Regions from separate parts of the Mus musculus genome. Here region 2 is linked to region 1. Evidence: chromatin loops called from intact Hi-C (ENCODE). Cell type or tissue: gastrocnemius. All regions are shown on one strand. Each heading gives the region's core, and the rest is flanking DNA. Links, peaks and the distances in the headings are about the cores only. Region 1 has its middle 9.9 kb from the start of Gm12405. Region 2 overlaps Fam219a (family with sequence similarity 219, member A).

Region 1 (5,370 bases), core at 254-5,253:
ACCTTTTCATCGTCTCAATGTTTGTCCCACTGGTGTTTTTCCACTAACACTGAGCTTAATGTTGTGTGTGCTCAGGTGTGCAAAATCAAATTTTTCCGTTTTATGAAAATCAAGTCTATGAGGCTCTGAGATGGCTCAGAGGGTAAAGGCGCTTGCTTCCAGGCCTGACGGCCCGGAGTCCAGAGTCTGCCCCTCCAGCCTTGGCTTCTGTCATCCCAGCACCTTCTCCAAGCTCCTCCCCCTCGCTCCTTTCATTCAGACCCCTTGGGATTCTCAGGCCCATATGGATAATCAGAATGGACTTCCCATCTCAAAATCCTTGTCTTAATCCTTCAAAGTTCTTTACCCACCCTAGATGATGTTCACAGTTCTGAGACATCAGACATGGACACTTACCATTGTTCAGCCTACCACAGGAGGTGGCATATGACTCCACAATCTTTAAGATGCCCTCTAATGAACATTTAAGCCTGGGACTCTGAAGTTATCTTCTCTCTCTCTCTCTCTCTCTCTCTCTCTCTCTCTCTCTCTCTCTCTGATAGGGTTTACCATGTAGCACTAGATGGCTTGAATCTGGTGTTGTAGATCAGTCTAGCCTTGAATTCACAGAAATCCATCTGCCTCTGCTTCCTGATTTCTAGGATTAAAAGCATATCCCAAGCTGCAGAGATGGCTCAGAGGTTAAGAGCACTGATTGCTCTTCCAGAGGTCCTGGGTTCAATTCCCAGCAACCACATGGTGGCTCACAACCATCTGTAATGTGTTCTGGTACCCTCTTCTCCCCTTGCAGGCATACATGCAAATAGAATACCATATACATAATAAATAAATAAATAAATAAATAAATAAATAAATCTAAAATAAATAAATCTAAAATAAATAAAGGCATATACCACCATTTCTGGCCTTAGGTAGACACTTTTAAATACATCAAAAAATAATGTTATGCCGGGCAGTGGTGGCGCACGCCTTTAATCCCAGCACTTGAGAGGCAGAGGCAGACAGATCTCTGAGTTTGAGGCCAGCCTGGTCTACAGAGTGAGTTCCAGGACAGCCAGGGCTACACAGAGAAACCCTGTCTCAAAAAACCAACCAAACCAAACCAAACAAAACAAAAATATTGTTATTAAAGTTGTAGGTGATTTTTTTTCAAAATTGCAAGTCAGTGTGAGCAGCACCCAGAAGTGGTTGGTGTCGCCTTTGGCAGCACATCCACAAACAGAAGCACCGGGGACACAGGACCGTGTGGAGCCGCTGTAGCTGTTCTATATAGTTGTAACTGCACATGCTATGTCAGACATTTTTTTAAACCAAAATTAGAAACTGTACTTTTACTTGGATTTAACCAGGAAAAGAAATAAGTAAAAAATGCAATAAATGAACTCAGGTTGAATTATTTCTTCACTTCCAAAGCAGTCATTCTTAAAAGACCTCTCTTGAATTTAGAAAAATGCTTTCGATTAAGAAGCTGGAGTAGGAATTTTGCCGTCATGTTTCAGTTTTATACACTATTAATTGACTCTGCACTGTGAAAGAAAATGTGATTAGTGTCCTTGTCCCTCCACCCTCCTCTCTGCTCCAGATTACAGTGCCAATGTTGTTTTTATTTTATCAAGATTTATAATATTTACATTTTGTTCTGCAACTAAAATTCCCACAGTTTAATCTTAACCTAAATGGAATTAACGTCGCCGCCAGCCCTTTCCTATAGCTCTTCCTTCCTTCAGTTGTGGTTCTGATTAATTTCTTGGCTGAGTGGATTTTGTCTTTAAAACACAAAAACAAAACCCACAAGGTTTCATGTATCCCAGACTGGCCTTGAACTCGCTGTGTAGCCAAGGACGGTCTTGACCTCCAGACCCTCCTGAGGGCTGGGACTGCAGGCTTGGTTTAAGCAATGCTGGGGAAGAACCTTGGGCCTCACCCATGCTTGGCAAACACTTCACCAACTGAGCCACATCCCTGGCCCTGAGTTTTCAGGGTTTTTATTTTTCTAGAAAGGTTCACGAGTTCTCAACCCCACCCTCCAGACTCTCGAGTAACCCATCCTTTGTGGTCACCCCGAGGCCTCCGAGACACCACTTACCGTTGCAAGCTGGCCGTACCTTTGCAAGCTCGCCGCTTTGCTCCTGGGTTTCCTGTCTCTTACCTGCTTGGTGCTTTTCTGGCCTCACGTCTTCCTGCCAGCCGACTCTCACACTCCCAGCCTTTCCTCCACATCACTTTTGCGCCGTGTGCTTTGTGGGTGCTGCTGTTTCTGGCTTATTTGCTACATCTGCGACATTATTGTTTCGGTCCTGTATACTCTCTGTTGTCTCTCTCCCTGTTCACCACATTTTTTAGCATCTTGTCCTTGGGTCCTTTGTCCTATCCATTTTATACTATTAATAAGACCCACGGCAGGAAGAACTTGTGGGGAATCTGTTTCTTCCTTTGGTTCTATCTCCTCCTAGGTTGGTGTGAGTGTGTGCAGGTTCTGTTCCAGGCTCCCTTCCTCCCCTCCCTCCCTCGAGCTTCTGGCTCTCTCTTTCCTTCCTGCCTGTGGTCTTTGTGCCCAAAGGCTGTATGTATTTCTTTTTCTCTTAACAGTTGCCTGCTATGGCTCCTGCTTAACAGGCCTTCCCTCCTGTGCTTTCTTCTCTTGCCCCAGCCAATTTATCCTCTCCTGGAAAACAGCTCTCGAACCTGGTCTGCCATACCACCTCAGGGTGGCCTGGCTGGGGCTTCCAGTCAACCTTGCTAATGCTTGGGTACTTGTCCTTCTAGGATCCTATTAGACACCTGCTCCAACTGAAGGGAGAGCACACTGACATCTTATGGCTTTAGTTTAAGCTCCTGGAACGGCGGTCCATACCATAGAAGATATACCATGTTCTTCTAGCCTCTGTTAAGATGTCAAAGAGGGACACGGGGCTTCTAAACCGTCCCCTGACGGCCATGCTCTGACATTCTCTGTGCCTATGCACTTAACAGCAAGGCACCGTTAGGATGGATTCTTGCTCATCAATTCATCTTTTCTGAGTGCTGCTTTTGTGAGAGGAAACTCAAAGCTTGTGCTACTTTTGGGAAGGGAATTGTTATTTAAGAGATTCCTCTAGATTCCTTTGGTGTTCCTGTTCTCTTTCTATGGCTACAGCAAAGGCCTCATCTATGGCCACACGAGGCAAGCTACAAACAGACCACACAAATGTACGCCGTACAACATCACCTCACACTGAACACTGTGTGGCTGCACACAGTGCCACAGTAGCGTTTGCTGCTGTGCCTATGCCCTTTGCACACAGCCCCAAACAGCCCACCTTCCCTCTGGGGTCATTGCCTGAGTCTCCTGAGAACCTGCTCTGCCCCCTGGTGGCCACTCCCCAAGCCGCTCTCCTGGAAGTGTTCTGTCTACCTCCTTGGCCTGTTATTCAAAGATTCTGGCCTAAAACAGCATCTCTTTCAAAGCAATTTACCAGGTTAGGACCCTTAAGATATCCCCTCCAGACCGTTCCATCCACTAAGACTGTTGTGGGCAGCTAAACTGTTGCAGATAGAGTGGCTAATTTTGCCTGGAATGGATTTTTCCAAGGTTTGAAATATTTAGTACTAAACTGGGAAAGTCCCAGGCAAACTAGGACCAATTATAGATCTCATTCCTCCGATACAGGATGTCTTCAGATCGGTCTCCTCAGTCAGGAATCACCAAGCCTTCTTCTGGAAGGCACGTGCAGACCAGCCTCCCTTCAAACAGATCCCGTTACCCAAGCATGTCACACTGTTCACCGGCAGTTCCCCCGCCCCCTCAGAGTGTCATTACCAGATAAGGTCTCTCCTGCTGCTCTGCTCAGACCTCTTTTTCCATCTCATAGGAGAGGTGAAAGTGGAGGGAGTTATACACCAATCCTTCCTTCCTACAGGGCTCTAGCCCTTAGCTGTCAGAGAGATGGAACCTTCTAAGGGTTAGGCGCCCTTGGCTGTGGATATGTGGGCACACAAGCCTAAGGATATACAGGGCTTCAGGGCAGCACCAGGATTCACTGTTCTATCCCAGTGACAACGAATCTCGAATCTACACAGGTAGTAAACGCCCTACTGTTGGAAGCTCTCAGGCTGGGGGCTGCCCAGGAATGTTGCCAAATAGTTACCTAGGCCCAGCCTAGCTGCTGGGATGCAGAGACAGGATTCTTATGTTGATAGCCATTGGCCTCAGAACAGAAATGAAGCGCAGGCACGTGGCCGAGAGGGGGCAGCAGAATCTAGAACAGACAGACCCTGGCTTGGGCTGGAGAGGAGCAAAGGCCACAGACTGGGTCTGGATGTGGGGGTAGGAACTCAAAGAGTGGGGCAAAAGAGGAGGGGTTGAGTCTGGGAAGAGGGACCAAGGCTGTGCTGGTCAGGGAGAAAGGCACATAGACACATAGACAGGGACGAAATACTTAGAGACAGAGGCAGATGGAAATACAGAGGGAGTTAAGGAGAAAGGGAGGGAGGGAGGAAGGGAGAGAGAGCGAAAGGGAGAGGGAGAGGGAGAGGGAGAGGGAGAGAGAGAGAGAGAGAGAGAGAGAGGATAAATGCTAGGAAAGGGAAGGAGTTAGAGGGCAAGAGACAAAGAGGGAAAAGAACACCAAGAAGAGACAAAAGACAGAGGAGGAGAGAGGTAGAGATGAGACAGACATACAGAGATGCCAAGACTGGAACCAGAGGCTGGAGAGATGGCTCAGTAGTTAAGAGTGTGCACTGCTCTTTCAGAGGACCTGAGTTCAATTCCCAGCACCCATATCAGGCAGCTTACAACTCCAGTTCCAGGGTTCTGACTTCACAGACAGCCCTCTGTGTGTGTGTGTGTGTGTGTGTGTGTGTGTGTGTGTGTGTGTGTATTAAAACAAAATAAGTTTGAAAAAAAGGGAAACTGGGACCAGGACAAAGAGACAGGAATAGGAAAGAGACAAATATAGAGACAGGAATCAGGTCAGAGAGGAGAGGGGTGGAGGAGTTTAGAGTTCTAAGCATACAACAGAGCCACCATGGGAGGAGAGGTCCTGTAGCCAAGTATAGATTGATCAAGGCATAGAGGGGTATCCCATTCCCAGGGCACCTTGGGGAGCAAATAGAACTAATGTCTGAAAGACTGGGCCACTGCTACATAGGCTGAGGACCCGGCCCCCTCAGAAGTGTTCTGATTCTCTGAGTTCTGTTTTAGCTCCAAGAAATGAAGCTTATACTCATCTCAGGCTTTCCAGAACCACCTTGCAAAGGATTGCAGAGAGACGGCCCTCACAGGAGGCGGTGGCTGCCGGTAGTCAAAACCCTCGGAAGTGAATAGTCTATGAGGTTAAGGGGAGAGGACTTGCAAAGAGGGACAACCACTCTCAGAGTCAATAACACTGA
Region 2 (5,370 bases), core at 257-5,256, 130 kb before region 1:
GGGCATCACCCTGGGCTGGAGCTGCCGCTATCACCCCAAGACCACAGAACAGCCCCATCTCATGCCAGGTCTGAGCCTGGCTCTGGTCTCCCTTCCTCCAGACAAGTTTTCCTAAGGCCCTGCCATATACAGGCCCCTGCCTAGTCCAAGGTCAACTTCTCATCTTTACTCTTGATTCGTTTCAGGGTTTGCCCGATTTCAGGTCAACTCCTGTAAGGTGTCTGCCCGCATTTCACACCTGTTCTATTTTAGAGCCCCTCTTTAATAACCCCGGGCTCGCTGTAATTCAGGTTAGTGATTTCTTCCCAAATTCTCCCAGCCCAGGCCCAGCCTAACGCGGAGCCCCTCCTCCACAGGATTCTGCCCCACGTGCCTTTCTTCTGCCCCTTAGGAACAACACCCCACCCACCCCCGCCCACTGCCTGGCTGCCTGGTAAAGGTAGTCTGGCTCCCGTGGTTTGTGGAGGCAAGGGGTGGAGCCTCACCTCGGCAGAGGAGTAGCCAGAGGAAGAGTATCTGGACATGTCAAAGTCATCGTCGCTGGCCATGAGAAGAGCGAGAGAGAAGAGTGAGTAATTTAGAGAGATTAAACAGAAAACGCTCTGCGTCTTTGCTATACCCGCCCCCTCCCAACAGTATGATTTAAATAACCCGTGCTTAGTATGCAAATATATGTTTGCTAAGGCAGGTTTCCTAGCTCGACCTTTAAATGGTGTGGCTTCTTAAGTTCCTTCTGGAGAGAACTGCTACCACTCTTTCCGCTCGTCCTCAGGCTGTTTTAATTTTTCTCCCCCTAGGTTCAAATCCCCCTGGCTGTTCGGATTTTCCAAAAGTCTATGGCTAGCCAGATGCTACCCTGGCATAGGGTTCTTCCCTGAGAAGGGGACTGGCATCAGGCATTCCATTAGGCTGTCTAGAGATATCAGTCCATCGTGGGGCAGCAGCTGTCTCAGCACACAGCAAACTGTGCTGGCCCCCAGGCCTCTCTCTGAACAATCCTTTAAAACAACCACCACCACCACCACGAAGCCAAAACCCACCCCCTTGGGAGACTTTACCCATGGAGAGTTGGTGGCTGAAGAACACAGCCCTTGTGGCAGTGTGACAGGTGTGGCCTGTTACAAGCCATCCGAGCTCACACAGCATCATGTGGCTTGCCTAGCTGCCCCCAGACCCCATACACACCTGTCTGTGTCAAGAGCTACCAGTGGCTTCTCATCAGGGCTCTGGTCCAGCGAGGAGTAGCCTTTATTAGGGACGACCAGCCTGGGTAAAGAGTGGGGAGTTGGAGTGACAACCGTCAGCCAGAGCATATAAACAGGACATTAGGTCCTCCCCCTCACTGTCATCTCCCCCATTCCCCTGAGGAGGGAGAGGGTGGAGACCAGCAATGGTAGGTGTTGACTGGTGAGGTCCCAGTGGGGCAGAGAGGACCCCTACCTCGTCCGGGCCATGACGTTGTTCTTCTTGGGTTGCTGGTTGACAGGGCTGCCCATGCTGCCGTTCTTCAGGGAACCCTTCCGGGCCAGCTCCCGTTGCTTCTCTGCGGAGAACACGGGAAAGAAGCTGTGTCCTGCCCAGCGGCTGCCAGGCCCTGCTGCTGGGGGCGACCTGATCTGGGCCTTTCCTGCAGACGCGTACTTCTGTAGTGATCCCACGGACCGCCAGGCACCTGACGCTCGGTGGACATGCATAACTGAGGTGGACAGACAGCTGAAAAGAGGAGGCTGACCCTACCCTGTGGGAACCACAGTTACTATGTCAGGCAGCCGGCCTGTGCTTGATGTCAAGGAATGGCTAGAGAGGAAGAGATGAACACAGAAGGCTGGAGCAGTCAGAGAGGCCTTCCCTGAGGAAAGTATGTACAAAAGCAACCCAAGAGGACATAGCTGCGGGCGTGAACGGAACGGAGGGAGATGAGGTAATAAAGAGGTGAACTTGGGAAAGGAGCCATTCATCAGTTAATTATTCACTGAACAAACACTAGAATCGCAATTATGCATCAAGTACTATACCACAGGGATGGAAAGCTTCCAGTAGTTATAAACTCAGAGCATGCACAGAGACCCCCATCTCAAGAAACAAAAGAAAGCAACCAAACCCCTCAGAGTGCAAAGGCCTTGGCCATGGGGCTGAGGCACTTTGGGATTAATGGGGACGGAAAAGGAGCTACTAAGGGTTTCCTTAGCAGGAGGGGCAGAAAGGGGCTGTGGGCAGGATTGGGCAGGAGGCTGAGGAGCCCAGTCTGCAATCTTTCCAGGGGCTCAGAGCCCCTGCACTTGTGGGGCTGGACATCTGCTGACTTACTACGTGGTACGTGCGACTCCGGAGAGCTGCCTGGAAGGAGGCTCAGCCACTCTTTCTTACTAATGTCAAGTAAAGCCATGACGAAGGAGAAAGGCTTGCTCTGTGGCAGAAACATGGTGGCAGGTGTGGGTGTGTGACTTCTTCGTGTAAGGGTGGGAGGAGCCGTCACAGCACCCGTGAGTCACTTGAAAATGATCTCTGATTTCCAAGTCTTTGAAGCGCTGTCTCCTACCCTCTAACCTCTCTGCCTCTATTTTAGTTTTCCAGGCTCTTCAGCAGACAGCAACTGCCATTACCATATCAAGCCTCTAGGGGGTGCACTTTGCCTTACATTTCTTGGTGATTTTCTTTATCTTAAGTGAGACAAGTTGTGAATGTCCATGAGTTTTGGTGGCAATTCTATGGTGAAGGAAATAAAAATGCTATTTTAACAGCATGCTAACTTTGTTTGAAATCATGAAAACAAACGGAGACAATAAGCTGACAAGGCTCAAACTACGGACTACTATGCAACCATTTAAAAGAATGAAGCCATTCTCTGTAGGACATCATCCAGGGGAGGGAGCAAGGCTCACAAAATGTGCACAATGTAATGCCGCTCTTGTGCTCAAGTACAAAATGAAGCTACAAGAACCTGGAATGGTTGCCTGTGGAGAGAGTACAGAACTTGTATGCATTTAAAATACTTTTATTGTTGCATTAAAACAACAATAAACAAAAGTAGCTGTACTTTGAATAGAATGTCCTAGGAAGGCAAGCAAGTCCATCAAAAGAGCTGCTGTTGTGTTTAGAAAATCAACCAGGGGGCTGCCTGGGTGTGCGCTAGAAGGAGAACTGCAAGACCTGTTTTATTTTTTTGAATTCCCTAAAGGCACAGGCTCTGTGGGAAAGAATCCTGATAGCTCGATATGCAGGGGAGCCTGATAAGAGATAAGAGGCTCCATCTTAGCTGAGGAATGAGGTTTTTGGTGGGCAGATAGAGCCTGAGTTCTGAGAAGAACTAAGGACAGTGACGACTGTATCTGACTGTCATATCTGTCTTGTGTGTGGCATGTTATAATTTCTCTTCAGGAAATCAACTCTTTGGTGGGAGTCTGCTATTGTCTTCAGCAGCCTTGGATCTGTGAGATTTTGGTCCATGAAGGGAGAGGGGCGGTGCTCAGCAGCGGGTGGGGTCAGACCTGGAGTCACTGGAGCTCTGGGCAGCTGCGGGGGTCAGGCGATCTCACAGCAGTCAGTGGACATGGGACCCACCCTAAGACAAGGATAATGCAATACTTGGAAAGGAAATGGGTGCTGGGGTTCTAAGGAAGGGACAGCCTCCCTGGACAGAAGTCACCCTGGCCCTGAATCTGTCCCTCACACATAGCAGCAGCTGCCCTATCTTTGGAGGCAGGCTCCTTTTGGCTGGCCCTATCCAGTGCTGTCTTGGGTTCTCTGCGGTGCCTGGGAGTGCGGATGACTTACTTGGAGGTTGGGATCGTCCAGCCTGAGCCACTTCAACTGTAGCACCTTGCTGTCAACCCAATCCAAGAGCACCTTCTTCACTCCCCACATCTCCCTCATCCCCGACACACTCACCCAGCTTCACTTGGAGCGGGGATGGTTTGTAATTCATGGCTACGGACTCACCCTCCCGGGCGTCACAGTCTCGGTCTGAGATAGAGGCTGCGGCTGGATCCTGTGGGGGGGAAGCAGAGAAGACAGGCAAGCATGTGACTCCAGGGGTTGCTCTCAACCCTGAAGCAAACCTTCTCATCTGCCCTCTGGGTTTCTGGGAGCATTTACGCTAGCAGCAGGCCAGCCAGCATTCAGGGAGGGAGAGGACGGGTCTACTATGTGCTGTAGAAGAGAGGAGACGATGTCCTACTCCCGACCAACAAGAATCCCAAGTAAGCTAGGCTGCTCCAGAAAACCTTGCCTGAAACCCACAGGGCTCCCTCTACAAAGGCTGGTACAAGCTGTTTTAGAGAAGAGTCTGTCAAGTTCCTCTGAGCTTGCAGGTGGATCGAGGTCAGAGCAGGTACTCCAGAGAGCCCTTCTTTCTCTGTTTCATCTTTGCAGGGTCTAGACGACCAACTGGCCAATCTAAGCAAGGACTCAAGACTAAAAAGAAGGGGAAAAAAGTCGAGTGAGGACTTCTGAAGTTCTCAGATGAGCTCTAAGCAGTGTCTCCCGATGGATGGGAATGGTGCCTGAGAAGACGGACCTGACAAACCAGCGGACCACGTGGCTTTGTGCTGTCCTGAAAGCAGGACACGTGATGCAGGTGACAGGGAGGACAGGCAGGCTTTCATTCTGCTTGTGCAACCTTTGCACTCTCCCCTGCACTATCTCTCAATAGCCTCCAGCTCTGGGCCAGACCCCGTGCTTCCCAGAGTCCTTAGCTAGCCCTGCTATCTCTCCAAAATGCCCTCGATGTACGAGGGCCCCTGTCTATGCCATCTGTGACAAGCACCTCCTTTTTAATGGGGGGGACAAAAGATTTTATTCAGGTTACACACCACTTGCATCTACATTTGAAACTGGTTTACAATCATTTCTCTATTATATGCAGGCATATGAGTTTAGTTGCAATCCTTTTTCTGACATAAACAAAGATATTTTTAATATTTTTCATAATTGTCAGATTCACAATTATAAAGGGAGCTAAAGATGAGCTTCTCTTAGAATGAAAAACTCTCATTTTCAATGTTTTTATACTCAGGCCAGTAGGTTTGGCTTAGCAGTTGAGTTCTTGCAGAAGACCTAGGTTCGCTTCCTAATACCTACAGGGAGGTCCAGAGCCTTCCGATCCAAAGCCGTCTGATGCCTGTGGCGCCAGGCACACATGTGGTGCGTATGCATGCATACAGGCAAAATGCACATACAAGTAAAAGAAAATTTGAAAAGTTTTTATTCTTCTCAAATTTCATACAGAGTATTTTGATCCTATTCATCCCTACTCCTCCCCTGACTCCTCTCAGGTCCTCCCTTTCCTCCCCACTCCTCAAATTTCTGTCCCTTTTCCTCTCTCTCTCTCTCTTTCTTTTTCTTTCTTTCTTTCTTTTTTAACTTTTTTTT

What was found. Hi-C counts contacts between places; a loop is a spot of excess contacts. Peaks named below come from ENCODE experiments on the same cell type or tissue, not always from the same donor. Only the 100,000 strongest peaks of a DNase experiment are listed, where the experiment ranks them.
Region 2: it touches region 1 in a loop (2.4-fold over the local background); 3 of 42 quality-filtered maps call a loop at or near these places.

The regions. Positions count from the first base shown.
Region 1 is chr4:41,650,182-41,655,551 of GRCm38, forward strand. No RefSeq gene overlaps it. Among named protein-coding and RNA genes, the nearest start is that of Gm12405, 9.9 kb to the left of the region's middle. In gastrocnemius, for the core only: CTCF peaks have their summits at 3,361 (motif pointing left) and 4,202 (motif pointing right); DNase peaks (open chromatin) are centred at 3,340 and 4,224; H3K27ac peaks cover 855 bases.
Region 2 is chr4:41,520,427-41,525,796 of GRCm38, forward strand. Fam219a (family with sequence similarity 219, member A) reads right to left here. Exons shown (of 6, transcript NM_001159583.2): 2 at 3,940-3,988; 3 at 1,441-1,543; 4 at 1,186-1,266; 5 at 486-540. Gm12404 (a long non-coding RNA gene) reads left to right here. Exons shown (of 3, transcript XR_001784270.2): 1 at 1-68; 2 at 186-290; 3 at 392-625. Among named protein-coding and RNA genes, the nearest start is that of Gm12404, 2.7 kb to the left of the region's middle. In gastrocnemius, for the core only: a CTCF peak has its summit at 2,610 (motif pointing right); a DNase peak (open chromatin) is centred at 2,598.